Linked DNA regions of Homo sapiens: region 2 is linked to region 1. A link is a loop called in an ENCODE intact Hi-C map of the cell type or tissue named here. Cell type or tissue: PC-9. All regions are shown on one strand.

Evidence for each region. A loop is a pair of places that touch in the nucleus more often than their neighbours do. Peaks named below come from ENCODE experiments on the same cell type or tissue, not always from the same donor. Only the 100,000 strongest peaks of a DNase experiment are listed, where the experiment ranks them.
Region 2: it touches region 1 in a loop (6-fold over the local background); 9 of 110 quality-filtered maps call a loop at or near these places.

Annotation. Positions count from the first base shown.
Region 1 is chr2:64,327,013-64,335,012 of GRCh38, forward strand. LOC105374769 (a long non-coding RNA gene) reads right to left here and starts at 5,767. Exons shown (of 3, transcript NR_187908.1): 1 at 5,621-5,767; 2 at 5,013-5,207; 3 at 3,469-3,655. RefSeq lists an enhancer at 867-1,026. In PC-9, CTCF peaks have their summits at 1,140 (motif pointing left), 4,017 (motif pointing right) and 4,222; DNase peaks (open chromatin) are centred at 309, 3,069 and 4,049; H3K4me3 peaks cover 668 bases; H3K27ac peaks cover 336 bases.
Region 2 is chr2:65,037,545-65,045,544 of GRCh38, forward strand. All of the region lies in intron 2 of LINC02576 (long intergenic non-protein coding RNA 2576), which reads left to right. Among named protein-coding and RNA genes, the nearest start is that of LINC02576, 11 kb to the left of the region's middle. RefSeq lists an enhancer at 3,068-3,157. In PC-9, CTCF peaks have their summits at 3,323 (motif pointing left) and 3,530; DNase peaks (open chromatin) are centred at 3,287 and 7,050.

The DNA.
Region 1 (8,000 bases):
CTACTAAAATACAAAAAATTAGCCAAGTGTGGTGGCATGTGCCTGTAGTCCCAGCTACTCAGGAGGCTGAGGCAGGGGAATCGCTTGAACCCGGGAGGCAGAGGTTGCAGTGAGCCGAGATCGGCCCAGTGCACTCCAGCCTGGCAACATGGGACCAGGCGGGCAAGGCAGGCAGGCATCTGATTGCAGGATCCCCAATACCAGATTTTAGAATCATGTCATTTTTCCATACCACTGAGAAGCTCCTGAAAGTTTTTGAAGAAGAGTGAGTCATTCATTTATTCACTCAGCTAATATTTATCAAGCACCTACCACGTGCCAGGCCCTACACTGGGCACCAAGATCCAACAGTCAACGTGCCCACATTAGCTAAGGGCAACTTTTAAGCAAGGGCTTATTCAGAGACAAGATTGCTATTGTCTGTGTTTTCCATCTGATTTGCGAATGGAACATACACCTGCTGTGCTCTCCAGAAACAACTCTGCTGCTTGTCTCTGACAGAAGCGCTTCAGTTGAGCATTTATGGAAGTTTCTAACAGTGGTGATGTGAATGGATGACAGAAAGCAGGCGCGTGCGCACACGCAGTTTTCAAAGGCTGGGGGCCAGTGGGAGAACGCATTTTCTTTCAGGTCTGTGCTGCCTGCCAGGGAGCTGCTGTTCTCGTGCGGCATCTTAAGATGGCCCTGGCAGCCTTTGGCTTTTGCCTTGTGAGGGTCAATGGGCTTCAGGTGTTTCTGTGTTGATCTAACAGTTTCAGGAAGCCGTGGGCTGGGAGGGTGGGGGTGAGCGAGGGGAGGAGTGGGGAAGGGAAGGAGGAAGGCTGTGGGTAGCTTCTCTTCTGTTCTCACATGACAGCTCTGATGAAATTAGAGTGTGATCTCAAAGACAAGCTGGTCTTTTCATCTGAATTAAATGAAATAGGCCAATATGCTCTTCTAGAAGATCAAACATACCCAGGACAATGTTCAATCCTCTTTCTTTGTCCCACTTTGGGACAAAAACCAAACTGGGGAAAAGAACGGGGAGGCTGGAGCGCCTGCTGGGGCCCCTTCTCTGCCCACACGGCTCCTCTTGGGTTCTGGGCAGGCTGAGCTTAGCGGGCATTGCCCTCTGCTGGGGCATATCAGGAGAAATGAGCTAAGGCCAGGGGTGGTCCTATCAGGTGGCAGAGGACAGGATTTGGACGAGTCGCAGGGCTATTACTGATGGAGATTTAGCACTCTGGCCTCTGAGAAAACAGCCAGGTTTCTGATCTGCCCAAGCCCTCTGTCTCTCCTGTCAGGGGCCTTCTCAGCACCCCCTAAACATTCCAATTCCTCTCCTACTCCAGTCTATTCCCTTCTTTCTCTGAATGGTCCATAGCTTATCCCAGGTCTGTGGGCAGAGGGGAAAGAAACAGAAGGGAGAGCTGAGAAATCTCTCCCGCCCAGCACAGTCGGTATCACAAGCTCTGTGTCCGGTTTCCTTGTCCTATATTTGGTAACACGACAGTGGCCTTTCTGACTGATGCGAGCCCCTGTTCTCTTCACTCCCTGGGGATTGCTGATAGGAGGCCAGCATTTCAGTAGGCAGCGCATCATCAGCCCTACCACGGATCTTATTTTAAACTAATTACATTACTGAAGGGTGGGTAGGAGGGAGGAGAAGGGGTAATTATAACCGGGGAATTTTTTTTTAAAGGCCTAGTTTCAAAAATCTCAGACTTAATTTAGTAAATTTCAATTACAGAGAGTTACTAAGCTGAAGATCATTTGCATTACATCCTTAATTACTACTTCATTTGTATCTGAGATCATCAATAGAGATTCTTGGGAATGTGTACTTGGAATAAGTGATTGATCCTAATGAGGCCTTTGTTCCTCCCAAGCCTCACTTAGGAAGCTATTTCTTCCCTCTTGCAGAGGCACAGAGTTTGCCAAGCCAGGTGGAGACACCCTAAACTAGAAATGGAGCCTGAGGTTTTCAAACTGGTTTTGCCAGAGGCTGCAAGACTCTAAGCTCTGTCCTGATGTTCCCCAACAGGCATTAATTGCTCTCCCCTGAATGCATTAGCACTGCCAGACTATTACGGATGATTAGCCTCCGTGCCCAGCTACAAACGTCCATCTTTCTTAGTTGGTAGCAGAGGAAATAGCCTTTTAGGACCTTCTCCTTGCACAGGATGGATGCCGTCCTGGACCTTCCTGCTTCTGCGTTTCCCGCCACCTTTAAAGAAAGTGCATCCAGCAGTCCTGGCCACTGGGTCTTTATTGGAAAAGCTGTTTTCCAAGATGATTTAACTCTGAAAAAAAAAATGAAAAGCCCACAAGAACTGAAGACCCTGTGTGCGTGTGTGTGAGTCTGTATTAAGACCCCTTTTATAGGAGACAGACTCCTTTTGGGGAAGAGGGAGAGGTAGGGAAAGGACGAAGTGAGTAAAGGCACTCTCAGCTAAATCCTGCATGCCCATAGTTCCTTCATTGTATGGTACCTCACACCCTTACAGGGCTTTACCGAGCGCTTGTTCATCTGTTAGCTTACAGGTAAGAGAATCATTGTCCTCATTCTCTGAGTGAAGAAACTGATGCTCACAGTAGTTAAGTGACTTTGCCCAAAATTACTGAGCTGAGGAGTGACAGAATGGGGACTGAAGTCCCAGTCTCTTAATTCTGTGCTCCTCGGATACCCCCAAACCACCTCCATGGTCTTCCAGCAGCCTGAACATTTATCCATTTATGGAGGTCAGGGTGTGGGTCCCACTGCAGCCTGCTGCCCCATTTAAACTTTATTTCTGAATCTGTACATTTAAGCAAACCACTTTGTTTCAGAGGCATCCAGAGAGTAGCCTTACTTAACCTTCTTCTGGAGGTGTGTCTATTTGGTGGAGAATGGTGGAGGGGCCTGGAGGGAAGGAAAGGGAGGAGCCAGTAGGGAATTTTCACAGTTTTCCACCAGATGAGGCCAAAGCCCAGAAGTCAGACAAATCCACGATTCTCCTGGCATTCTACAGAGTTGCCAACTCCCTGCCCTGCTCTTTGCTCTCATTATTCCTCTGGGGTGGTTTCCAAGGGTGGAGAAGTGTAGGCTGAGGAAATGTCTGTGTTGAGGGAGGGCAGATGCTGTGAGGAGGGAGGTGTTTACACCAAGCATCGAGCCAGGCCTTGGAGTCACAGGGACAGGCCCAGAGCAGGAAGTGTCCTCCAAGCTAGAAGTCCTCTAGTTCAGAGGTTCTTTGTCTCCTCAAGAACCTCCTGGAACCTCCTGGACATTGTAGCATCCTCTGCAATAGCCACTACCCCTAGCAGTGCAGATGGAGTACTGTAGTGAAATGAACAAATTTTTTGGAGCTCAATAACTCTGGGTTCAAATCCCACTTCTGCTTATGAGCTGAAAGATCTTGAGTAAGTCCTGTAACCTCCCTAAAGATCAGTTGAGATTACCAATATCCACTGCCTTGGCTGTTCTGAGGTTGAAATGAATCACGTTAAACAAATAGCAAATGGTGGCTTTAATTAGTAGAGGGTTAGAGGGCAGCCAGACAGTGGCAGGACAAAAAAGGAGGGCTGCTTGTCCTGTAGGCAGTAGCAAGGAGCGGGAGTGGATTCCACAGTGAAGCAGCTTCCAAGGGCTTTTTGTAAGCAGCCCCTATGCTGGCTCTGGGAGAGCTCTGAGAAACTAGTTTGAAAAGCATAGAAGTCATAAAATAGCACCAGTATTTTTTTTCTAGTGTGAGCAAAAATATTCATGCAGACAAATCCAAGCCAATCTTCTGGGACTAAGACTCTAAATATTACTTGTGAGTCACCCCAGCTTCCTTCCAAGAGAAAGACTCCCCCATCCCCTCACCCAACACCCCCGTCCGTGACACATTAAGATTGTAGCTTTTCAGCTTCTTCCACCAAACTCTCAGTCCCTCATCGTGGGCATGAGGACAGCCCTGTGTGCAGAAAACGTGTTTCTCCATTTCGGTCTCTCTCTTGGTTAAAGCCAATTTCCAAAAAAACCAAAACCACCTTATCAGAGCAAGACCCATGTCAAGCTCCGCAGCAGGCACTAGGTGGCGCTAGATCCCATGTTATTAAGGCAACTCTAAAGCTGCGCCCTTTTCTGGAAAAATGTTTCTGTTGTGAGATCCTCTCTTTCCCAGAGACCTGAGACCACCTCAGTTTATACCACAAGCTTAAAGCGCCACCAGAAGATCGCATACTATCTCAGGAGCCCCAGCTTTGCTGCTAACCTAGTCCTTTTCAGGGTGTGGCTGTGGAAGGAGTTTCTAGACCTGAGGCTGGAGACCCCAAGTCCTTTGCTGAACTGTAAATAATATTAGGAACAAGTAGTCCATTTCAACTTCTGCTCTGCCCTGAGGCGCAGGAAGGAAAACAACTTTTTCCCTTAGGAGGAGGTGAGGAAAAAAAAGAGGCAGATCCTAGAAGCTCCTTTGTGAGAGCAGCCAAGCATCTTCCCTGCCCTCTCCCGCAGAATGGAGGCCCACCCCGACCTCAGGTCATTTCCTTCCATGGCCAGCCCCCTCTCAGGGTGAAACATGATCCTCAGTGCCCCTCTGGAGGTAAGCTGTAGGTTCTTTTTTTCTCCAGGGATCTGAGCTGAGGTTGCCCTGAAATGCCTGTTTAATTTCATTGCCGAGAGCACACCTTCTCATTATTTCGAGAGCTGTGACCCCAAAGCACTTATGAACAATAGCAGCAACTGGCAGTTATAAGCTATTTACAGTTTTCTAAGCGTTATGAGCACTCTTGATGCCTGGAGAGGCAGGTGAGTTGCATTTTCTGTTTGCAGATACAGTGACTGACACCCCAGGGTCTCATTGGAACTGCTGGCACTGATGTTGTCTCTTGGAAATGATGATGATCATTGTTGCTTATTATAATTTTCACTGTTATGTTCCCTTTGATGTGTAAGAGGCCAAACAGAACACAAGCTTTTGGTTAATGGGTTTCCTGTTGGCTGAGTCTATCTGGGCTGAATGTGGAGAACCACTGAAAGGAGGTGAATGCCCTGAGCAGACCTTTACCTTCTTGGCCATGTGAGAGTTTACTGCAGTAGGAAGCTGGGCTCCGCAGAGTAAAGGGCAGGTGTGTGGGGAAGCCTTCCTTGCCCCTTCCACCGTGTGAAGACATAGGGAGACGATGGCCATCTATGAACCAGGAGGCAGGCCCTCCCAAGGCCTGTTGCTGGCACTTTGATCTTGGACTTCCAGCCTCTAGAACTGTGAGAAAAGAGTGCCTGCTGTTTAAGCCACCCAGTCTGTGCTATTTTTGTTAGAGCAGTCCGAATGGACTAAGACAGAAATTGGCATGCCTCTGTGACGTCGCAGAGACATTTAAGCCCTCAAAGAGGCCAGCCCCCTCTCAGGGTTTTTCTGGAAAAATGTTTCTGTTGTGAGATCCTCTCTTTCCCAGAGACCTGAGACTAAATGGTGCAATATAGTTGAGGCAACACAGTATATATAAATAAAAAGAAAATGAATGACTCAGAGAAGTTCTAGCAAGAGTCCAGAAACCCAATATCCTAGCTTGGCCGTGCAGAGGTTCCCTGTAGGGCAAAGAGTGGGGAAGGAGTTGGTGGGGCTGGGAAGAGGGGGAGGAAAGGCCCTGTTAGGTGTATTCCTGTTAGGAATACCTGGTGGCCTTTGCTGGGCTTTACTTTCTGCATAAGAAGTGGTTTTCCCCAAGCTGACGTCCAGGCTCTAGATGTCCAGCTGGGGTGTAATCAAAGGCTTTGGGCACCAAGTGCCTGGCTGATGTTTTGCACCTACCGGATACTCTTAAGTCCAAAGTTGCCAGGCACTGACTGCCTTGAGCATTGTTGAGATTACCACGGAGACAGCCTGTTCCATGGCCCATGAAGTCAGAGAGAGGTCACCTAGGAACCGGTGGGCTTCACCTTCTAGCTCACATCCCCACAAGTTTCTGCTCCTCGGGTCCTCAGAGGCTTGGATGAAGTTCAGGCCCATCACCCCCACCCCATCACAAACTCTCCCCCTTCCCTTCCACCACACTTTGGGAAAGTACTTCTCTTCCCTCATATTTGCTTGAAGAGCTTTTCTTTTAAAAATAAACACAATTATCGTTTTATAGGAAATGAACATACATGTAGAAATCCAACAAAAGGATTTATAGTAAAAAATAGGTCTCCTTCCCACCCCTGTCCCCCAGCACCCAGGTTCTCTTCCAAGAGGTACCCTCTAATACTCCTTGTTGACAGAAAGAGCCAAACTCTGTAAAATATTTGCAAAGATTTATTCTGAGCCAAATATGAGTGACCATGGCCCATGACACAGCCCTCAGGAGGGCCTGAGAACATGTGCCCAAGGTGGTCAGGGCACAGCTTGGTTTTATACATTTTAGGGAGACGTGAGACTTCAATCAAATACAGTTAAGAAATACATTGGTTTGCTCCAGAAAGGTGGGACAACTTGTAGGTGGGGGAGAGGTGGGGGCTTCCAGCTTATAGGTAGATTTTAAAGTTTTCTGGTTGACAATTGGTTGAGTTTATCTAAAGACCTGGGACCAATAGAAAGGAAATGTTTAGGTTAAGATAAAGGATGGTGGTGACCAAGTTTTATTGTTCTGAAGAAGCTTTCAGCAGACTTCAGAGAGAGCAGGTTGTAAAATGTTTCTTATCCCACTTAAAAGGTTACCTGGCTCTTAGTTGAGTATCTCCTGGGTCTGGAAAGAAAGAGGAAAAAGGAGGGGAGGGGAAGGGAAATCTCCATAGAATCTCTATAGATTCTCCATAGATTTTTCCCACAAGAGACAACCTTGCCAGGCAATTTCAAGATATGGCAAGAAAATATATTTGGGGTTTAAATATTTATATTTCCTTCCTTATTTGTTATGTGATGTTATGCCAGAGCCAGGTTGGAAAGCAGACCACCTTATATAGGGGGGTTAAATAAAAATCCTTCTACGCAGTGCACGGTGGCTCACGCCTGTAATCTCAGCACTTTGGGAGGCTGAGGTGGGTGGATCACTTGAGGTCAGGGGTTCCAGACCAGCCTGGCCAACATGGTGAAACCCTGTCTCTACTAAAAATACAAAAATTAGCCAGGTGTGGTGGCACACACCTGTAATCCCAGTTACTTGGGAGGCTGAGGCACAGAATCGCTGGAACCTGGGAGGTGGAGGTTGCAGTGAGCCAAGATCACAGAACTGCACTCCAGCCTGGGCAACAGAGCGAGACTCTGTCTCAAAAAAACAAAAACAAACAAACAAAAAACCCTCTGATGAGACTGTATGGTTTGTAGGGTGTGACTCCCGAGGCCCCTTAGGTAGGAATTTGGGGAAGATAAAAAAAAAGTCAGAGTTTAGATCTCCCTCTTCTTTCCCTGCCCACCCAAGCCTCTTCTGTCCATTCTTTTCTTGTTTCCAGAATTTTGTTTTTTAACAAAATGGATCCTGTTACTCCTTATTGTCCTCAGGACATGCAAAATGCAAACTCCTTAGGCCAGAATACAAGTGCTTTCTCATCAGGCCATGCAGACACCTCCAGCCTCATCACCCGCAAAGCCGGGCCGAACAACTTTTTAGCGAAATGAATCTGTGCTCTTATTTACGACTGTGTGTTTTTATTTTTTTCCTGGCCTAGATATTTTTAATATTGTGATAAAATATAAATAACATAAAATTGGCCATTTTAGCCATTTTTAAGTATACAGTTCTGTGGCAGTAAGTGCATTCACATTGTTGTACAACTATCACCACCATCCATCTCCAGAACTTTTTCCGCGACTGAAGCTCTGTACCCACTAACTTTCCATTCCTTTTTCTCCCCAACCCCTGAAAACTAACTACCATTTTACTTTCTGTCTTTATTATTTCACTACTCCAGGTGCCTCCTGTAAGTGGAATCATAAAATATTTGTCCTTTTGTGATTGACATTGCTAAGCATGATATCCTCAAGGTTCACTCATGTCAGAATTTCCTTCTCTTTTAAGGCTAAATAATATTTCATTGTATGTAAATCCTACCCACTGTATAGTTTTAAAAATAATTATTA
Region 2 (8,000 bases), 710 kb after region 1:
AATCATCATGCTGATTCTACCTGTAAAATACAGCTCGATTTGTTTGGTTTTCTCCATCTCCACAGCTGGCACCCTCTCTACGTCTCTGCCATCTGTCACCTAGACAACACAGCATCTTCCAAATGAGTGCCTCTATTTCCAGGGTGATCTTAAAACAGAAATCAGATTTTCACCCCTGCTGAATATCCTTCAGGGTCTCTTCTCTGCACCCAGCTGGAATCCAAACACTGGTCCAGGAAGCCCCGCCTGCCTCTCCTGCCTCACCCAGATGGCTCTACCCTTTGCCCACCTCACTTCAGCCACAGTGGCCTCACCTAAGTGCCTCCACATTTGGTATCTATTCATTCTCTAGCCAGTGCACCTCAGAATGCCTGGAATTCAGCTGGGCATGGTGGCCCATTCCTGTAATTCCAGCACTTTGTGAGGCCAAGGTGGGTGGATCACTTGAGGTCAGGAGTTCGAGACCAGCCTGACCAACATGGGGAACCCCCGTCTCTACCGAAAATACAAAAATTAGTTGGGCATAGTGGTGCGTGCCTGTAATCCCAGCCACTCTGGAGGCCGAGGTAGGAGAATTGCTTGAACCTGGAGGTGGAGGTTGCAGTGAGCCAAGATTGTGCCACTGCACTCCAGCCTGGGCGACACAGCAAGATTCTGTCTCAAACAAACAAACAAACAAATAAAAAGAATGCCTGGAATTCCTGTCCTTTCCCATCACTTGTTGTCTCTTTCTCATCTTTCCAGCCTCAGCTTAAATGTCACCTCCTCAGGGGAGCCTTCCCTGGTCACATGATCTTTAATAGGTCATCCATGTTTTTCTTCCCTCAGCACCTCATTTGTTTCCTTCCCAGTACTTAATGTAATAGATCATTATTCTTTGTGTATTTAAGTGTCTCCCCATGGTGGGTGCAGTGGCTCATGCCTGTAATCCCAGTACTTTGGGAGGCTGAGGCAGGAGGATTACTTGTGTCCAGGAGTTTGAGACCAGCCTGGGCAACATAGTGAGATCCTGTCTCTATAAAAAAAATTACAAATTAGCCAAGTGTGGTGGTGCAGACCTGTAGTCCCAGTTACTCGGGAGGCTAAGGCGGGAGGATCACTTGAGCCTGGGAGGTCGAGGCTAAAGTGAGCTGAGATGGTGCCACTGAACTCCAGCTTGGGTGTCAGAGTGAGACCCTAAAAAAGAAAAAGTTAAATTAAATAATTGTTTCCCCAACTACACTATAATCTCCATCTTGGGAACTACACCATCTTGTTGGCCATCATGTTGTATCCTCTTGGGGGAATAAGGACAAGCTTCAAAGAAAGAGATGGCATTTGGGAAGAAGGTGCTGAATTTTCTCCTTCTTCCAGTTAGCACTGCTGCATCTTGATTCTGTTCTGGGGGAACCACCCTTTGCCTATTTCAGTCATGGGGTTTGGCTTGAAATGACCCACCCTTGGCACCAAGAAAGTCTCTTATTAGTTTAGGCAGATTACAACTGAGGCCAAAAATAATCAAGATGTTTGCTGGGGCCAGGCACAGTGGCTCACGCCTGTAATCCCAGCACTTCGAGAGGCTGAGACGGGCAGATCACTTGAGGTCAGGAGTTCAAAACCAGCCTGGCCAACATGGTGAAATCCCATCTCTACTAATAATAGAAAAAATCAGCTGGGCGTGGTGGCGTGCACCTGTAATCCCAGCTACTCAGGAGACTGAGGCCGGAAAATGGCTTGAACCCGGAGGGGGAGGTTGCAGAGAGCTGAGATCACACCACTGCACTCCAGCCTGGATGACAGGGCGAGGCTCCGTCTCAAAAAAATAAAATAAAATAAAAAAGAATTTAAAAGTTGTTTGCCGGGCAAGAAGCATACTCTCTTTCCTGTTAAAATGGCCAAAAGAGAACCTCTTTCTCCCGCCTTTCTACCACTGAGCAGTGTAGTATGAAGATGTGTGATTCGGGATTGCTATATCAGTCAAGGTCCCAGCAGGAAGCAGATGGCACACTCAAACTGGACAATTTGAGGAGCAGTTAGTAAGTGGACTGTTGGCGGTGCACACCTGTAATCCCAGCTACTTAGGAGGCTGAGGCGGGAGGATCTCTTGAACCCAGGAGTTCGAGGCCACAGTGAACTATGATCTCCAGCCTGGGTGACAGAGTGAGACCCTATCTCTATTTAAAAAAAAAAAAAAACATGGACAGTTTGCAAAAGTGTGAGCATGTGTAGGGAAAACTTAAGGAATAATGAAATATCTTGGGGCCATTACCACCCTAGGCCTACAGAGGGTGGTTGCTGGAATGCAGAGATAGAGATATGGAGACTGTCACCTCATAGATGAGGGATGAAGGCAGCCTGTGCTGTGCACCATGGAAGACAGAGATTTAATTAATAGCCCAGCCATCCGTGGAGCCCATGCTGGTGCTCCTCACTGGCCAAACCCAAGTGGAAGACAGAAGGCAAGGAAGCCCGCAAATCTAAGCCAGGTCATCCTCCAAGGGCACTGAGCAGGGAGGAGAAGAATAGAGACGTTAAGAAGCAGAAGGAAGATACGGAGCACACCTACCTGCTAGGGGAGGACTGAAAGAGCCACTAGGGGTTCTGAACGCAAGCCGACACAGCAAAAGGCAGAAGACAAAAATGGAGTAAAACCAAGTCACCTGTGGTGCTGTCCAAGCTGCTGAACAGACGTCACCTGAAGCTAACTAGATACCTCGATATTTCTCAGTATAGGAGCCATTAGATTCCCTTTATTGTCCGGGTGTTACTTGAAACATAAAGAGCCCTCACAGATGTAACGAGTTCTTCGAGTATTACTGAGGTTTCAATAAGCAGAAATGGAGAAATCACTTTCCAGAAACAGGGAACAGAACAAGCAAAAGGCAAGGTGAAAATGAGGGGCATTTTTGGGGATCCGTGAGTAGGCAGTTGACTGGAGCCTATGGGCCAGGTAGAAAAGTATTAGGAGAAGATTCCAGAAAGGTAAGTGGGGTCTCATAGACTGGAAGTCCCAGAACTGAAAGTCAAGGAGTTGGGAGCTCATGCAACTGGCAATGGAGAACCACCAAAAGGTGAACTGTTATGCTTGTGATTATTTTCTTCATGGTTTCTTTGGGGTCCTGGGAGTGTGTGGTGGCTGTTATGTGTAACTGTGATTAACTTTACATCGTGAAAAGTCAGTCACCAAAAGGCAGAAGAGGCTAGATGGGACTCGCCTGCAGAACTGGACCGAGGGCTCTGCGGCTGCCACCGAATCTGCTCCAGGATCCTGCCCAGTCTCCTCCCACGCAGGGTAAACCATTTCCACTTACTACGGACTCCACCTTGTGGTCATGCTTGAGAACTGCACCACTGCCTCCGCAGTCCTTACCCACAAGGGCAACAGGATCACCACCCTCTCTTTCCTTGTCCCTATCATACCTTTAGGTCTCTTAAAAAAAAATGAAAGCAGCAGTGTACAGAAAGAAGTATAAAGGAAAAATTATTTCAAAGTTAAAATTAAAAAAATAAAAGCATACCAAGATAAAGTCCATTTCGTGAGATTTCATGCATCTTAAACAAATGGATCTCAAACCAAATATATTCTTTAACCCTCTGTACATCCTCTTCTATTAGTATTATCTGTTTTCATTAATTTCTTCAAAGTCCCAATGGGCCAGGCGGTTAAAGACATTTTCACACTTATGGCCGGGCACTGTGGGAGGCCAAGGGGGGAGGATCGCTTGAGGCCAGGAGTTCAAGACCAGCATGGCCAACATGGTGAAACCCCGTCTCTACTAAAAATTCAGAAATCATCTGGGCGTGGTAGTGCTTTCCTGTAGTGCCAGCTATTTGGGAGGCTGAGGCAGGGGAATTGCTTGAATCCGGGAGGTGGAGGCTGCAGTGAGCCGAGATCATGCTACTGCACTGCAGCCTGGGCGACAGAGCGAGACTCTGTCTCAAAAAAAAAAAAAAATTCACATTTAATCCTTACAGTTCTTTGGTAGGCATAAACGCTACTATCCTCATTTCACAAATAAGGAAATCTAGGCATATGCGCTCAGAGAGTTTTAACAACCTGCCCAAGGCCATGCAGCTAATTAGTTGGGACAGTTGGAATTTGAACTTGGTCAGTTAGATCCAAAACACAGGCATTTACCACCAAGCCACATTGCCTCTTAGTTGATAGGATTTTCATCTACTCGATTTTCAACTGGAAATTAGTAAGGGGATCTTGATTGTTGCCTCCCCTTCACTTCTTCACCCATATGCAGAGATGGGTTATTGATAGCACCTCCTGAATGATAGGGGATTTTATCCCTTTCTCTCTCCCCATGGCCATAATCTCAGTCTGGCCCTTCCTCGCATTTCATATGAAATATTGCAACTGCTTCCCATGAGGTTTCCAGTGTTTCCCCCATCCCACTCCACTGAAGAGAGGGTTCTAGTTTTAAAATCCAAACCTGAAAAGACTCAATCAGTTTAGGCCATACATGTGGCATTTAAGCCACATGTATCAAGATGCTTAAAAATGTCTATACCCTTTCAATCAGTAGTTCTACTTCTGTGAATCTATCTTTAAAAAAAAAATTCCTGTATATAAAAAAGTTATATGTACAAAGATGGTCAGGCAGTATTATTGATGTAGTATAGCTATTCCTTATAAAATTTTTAAATTTCCATTACGAGGCTGGGAATGGTAGCTCCCATCTGTAATCCCAGGCCTGTGGGAGGCCAAGGAGGGAGGACTGCTTGAGGCCAGAAGTCTAAGATCAACCTGGGCAACATAGTAAGACCCCATGTCTAAAAAAAAAAAAAAATTAAATTAAATTAAATTATAATAGCCAGGCATGGTGGCATACACCTGTAGTCCTAAGCTAAGGCAGAAGGATCGCTTGAGCCCAGGAGTTTGAAGCTGCAGTGAGCTATCATCATGCCACTGCACTCCAGCCTGGGACAGAGCAAGACCCCCTCTCTAAACAAAACAAATAATAAGGCCGGGAGTGGTGGCTCATGCCTGTAATCCCAGCACTTTGGGAGGCCGAGGCGGATGGATCACAAGGTCAGGAGTTTGAGACCAGCCTGGCCAACATGGTGAAACCCCGTCTCTACTAAAAACACAAAAATTAGCCAGGCGTGGTGGCGCGCACCTGTAATCCCAGCTACTCAGAAGGCTGATGCAGGAGAATTGCTTGAACCCAGGCGGCAGAGGCTGCAGTGAGCAGAGATCGCACCACTGCACTCCAGCCTGGGCAACAGACCGAGACTCTGCCTCAAAAAAAAGGAAAAAAGAAAAACAAATAATAATAATAATAAATTTAAACCAACTTAATTTCTACTCCAAACCCAACAGGATTTTCTACTTCAGGCCATCCTTCAAGGTCCTAGGAAGACCCTGCAGTTATAGATCATTACTGGTCACTGTCAAGGCCACCAGGGCCCAATTTATCTGGTTCCCTCAGTTCTAACAGCCCACTAGCTTTCACGCCACCCTTGGGACATATGGATATTTGGTGAGGCTGGGAGCCCTGTAACTGTTCCTCTCTGAGATCTGACCACTCCCCTGGGGTGTTGTCAGAGGGCAGAGCACAGGTCCCAGCTATTGCAGGACCCTGGACCCCTCCCCTGGCTTGGAGCAATCTTTTACCCTGGGGGAAATCCACCACTGCCTGCTAGGGTTTCCGTCAGAGCTGCTTCCTGTCTCCTCTCCCTCCAGTACACTGTACACTCAGACACATCAGGGGACTTAGGCTTTTGAAAACAAAGCCAGGAAAAGAAGTGTTTTGCAGGCAATTTCTGCCTTCAGCCTGCCAGCTCCTGAGGAAAGTAAAACGAAGCCTGCCTGAGGAGGAAAAGTGGGGAAATACAAGAGGAAATTCCACATTTGTAGCTCAAAAAGTTATCCTACCTCAAGATGCTTAACAATGAGACAATGTCATAAGATGTGAATGTTGGACATGAAGTCTGTGGGTTGCACATAGATGTTGATGCAGCCTGCACCATACAGTTGGAAAATCTAATTCACTTCACCTACTCATTCCAGATGCAAGTTTCCAAAGTTCTGGTGAAAACGGCTGAAGGAATAGTGTTACAGCAACTGCCCTTGGCTTTTCCAGCTTTACACTTCCATGCCTATGGAAATCTCTTCCCTGTCTGTAGCTTTAAGCATTACATCTATATGATCGACCATCCCATCTTCATCTCCATCCCTGACTTCCTAACTTGAGCTCCATGTCTCCAACAAGAGAAAAGGCAGGGCCGGGCGCGGTGCTCATGCCTGTAATCCCAGCACTTTGGGAGGCCGAGGCTGGCAGATCACGAGGTCAGGAGATTGAGACCATCCTGGCTAACACGGTGAAACCCAGCCTCTACTAAAAATACAAAAAATTAGCTGGGTGTAGTGGTGCTCACCTGTAGTCTCAGCTACTCGGGAGGCTGAGGCAGGAGAATCACTTAAACCCTGTAGGTGGAGATTGCAGTGAACCGAGAACATGCCACTGCTCTCCAGCCTCGGTGACAGAGCAAGACTCCGTCTCAAAAAATAAAAATTAAAAAAAGACAAAAGGCAGCACCATCTGGGAATCTTACTTTCACTTTCATGCCCCAAATCAACTCATTGTCTTTACCCCAAATCAGCTTCCTCTGCAGATGTCTCATTCCATCAGTGAGGCAGGAGGGTAAGGTCCCAGCCAAGTTCTTTCCTCTACACTGCTGTTAGAAATGCTTGTTCCCCAGTGCCACGAAGAAACAGCACTCAAACATAAATTTAATTTTCTCAGCAAGGCAATTTTTACTTCTATAGAAGAGTGTAACTCGCGAATGGAGTAATGGCAACAGCACACCTGGACAGGGAAGGGCAAGGAGTTCTTATTCCTGAGGCAGGTAGCCCCTACTGCTGTGTTGTTTCCCTATTGGCTAGGGTTGGACCGCACAGTCTAAGCTAATTCCAACTGGCTATTTTAAAGAGAGCAAAGGTATGAGCCAGAGTGGCAGGGTGAGTAGTGTGGCAGGAAGGACGGTTAGGAACAGGTAACTAAAGGTGACTTAGGTCACAGCAGGTGACCAGGATGAGTCAGGATGGAGCAGGTGACCAGGGGAACAGATGTGAACTACTGATTAGGACTCGCGAGAAAGTTGTTTACTGAAACTAGAAGCAAAGGGGTGAAGAGAACCAGGAAGTTAAACTTTAAAATGGAGAATCAAAGAATAAGAGAACTGAACATACTGACATACTGATTCTTTGAAGAGAAACTTGGGGTCTACTATATTTAACAATCCCCCTTCTTGAATTTTTATAGTTCTTTCTCTTCAAACTTCCTTAACATGTCTTGGCTTAGCTGTTCTGTTTGATTCTCTAAAAGAAAAAGCTTCTCTGAATAAGGTGGAGGAGAATTAAGGGAGGTTTTAGTAAGTGCTGCCTGTATGAGTTTGTACACCAGCCCACAGATGCATGGTATGACACAACACCCAACAAGAATGAGTACACCTACTACGGCTGCGAGAGAAGTAAGAATCGAGGCTATGATTCCTTTCCATTTACCAAACCATTTTTCTAGCCACCTTGTAAAGGGATCATTTACCCCTGGGTTTTTGGCTAACTCACTAGACAGAGCGGTTAGACCTTGCAATGCCTTTGTTATACGTCCATCAGGGGCGGTGGTGTTTGGGATGAAGGTACAACCTTGAGTTTTAATCATGACGCAAACTCCTCTTTCTGCTAATACCGTGTCTAAGGCTCTTCTATTTTCCCAAGCCATCTGGCTAGTAGCCCCTAATCGCTCACCTATTCCTTTAACAGCATCTCTAATGTAGTTAATAAACCGCTGTTGGTTGTAATAAATGTAATTTACCTAATCTATGTTCTTATTAATTGTCACCCATCAAAATATTGACTTAAATTCTGCAGCTATTTGATCTCGGGCTTTAAATTCATCTGGTACTCCTCGTGGAGGTCTAATAGCATTTATATAAACATGGGAGTCAAAGGACCCATGTGAGGCACTTCTTTTTTTTACGCTTTTCTCTTTTTTTTTTTCTTCGTG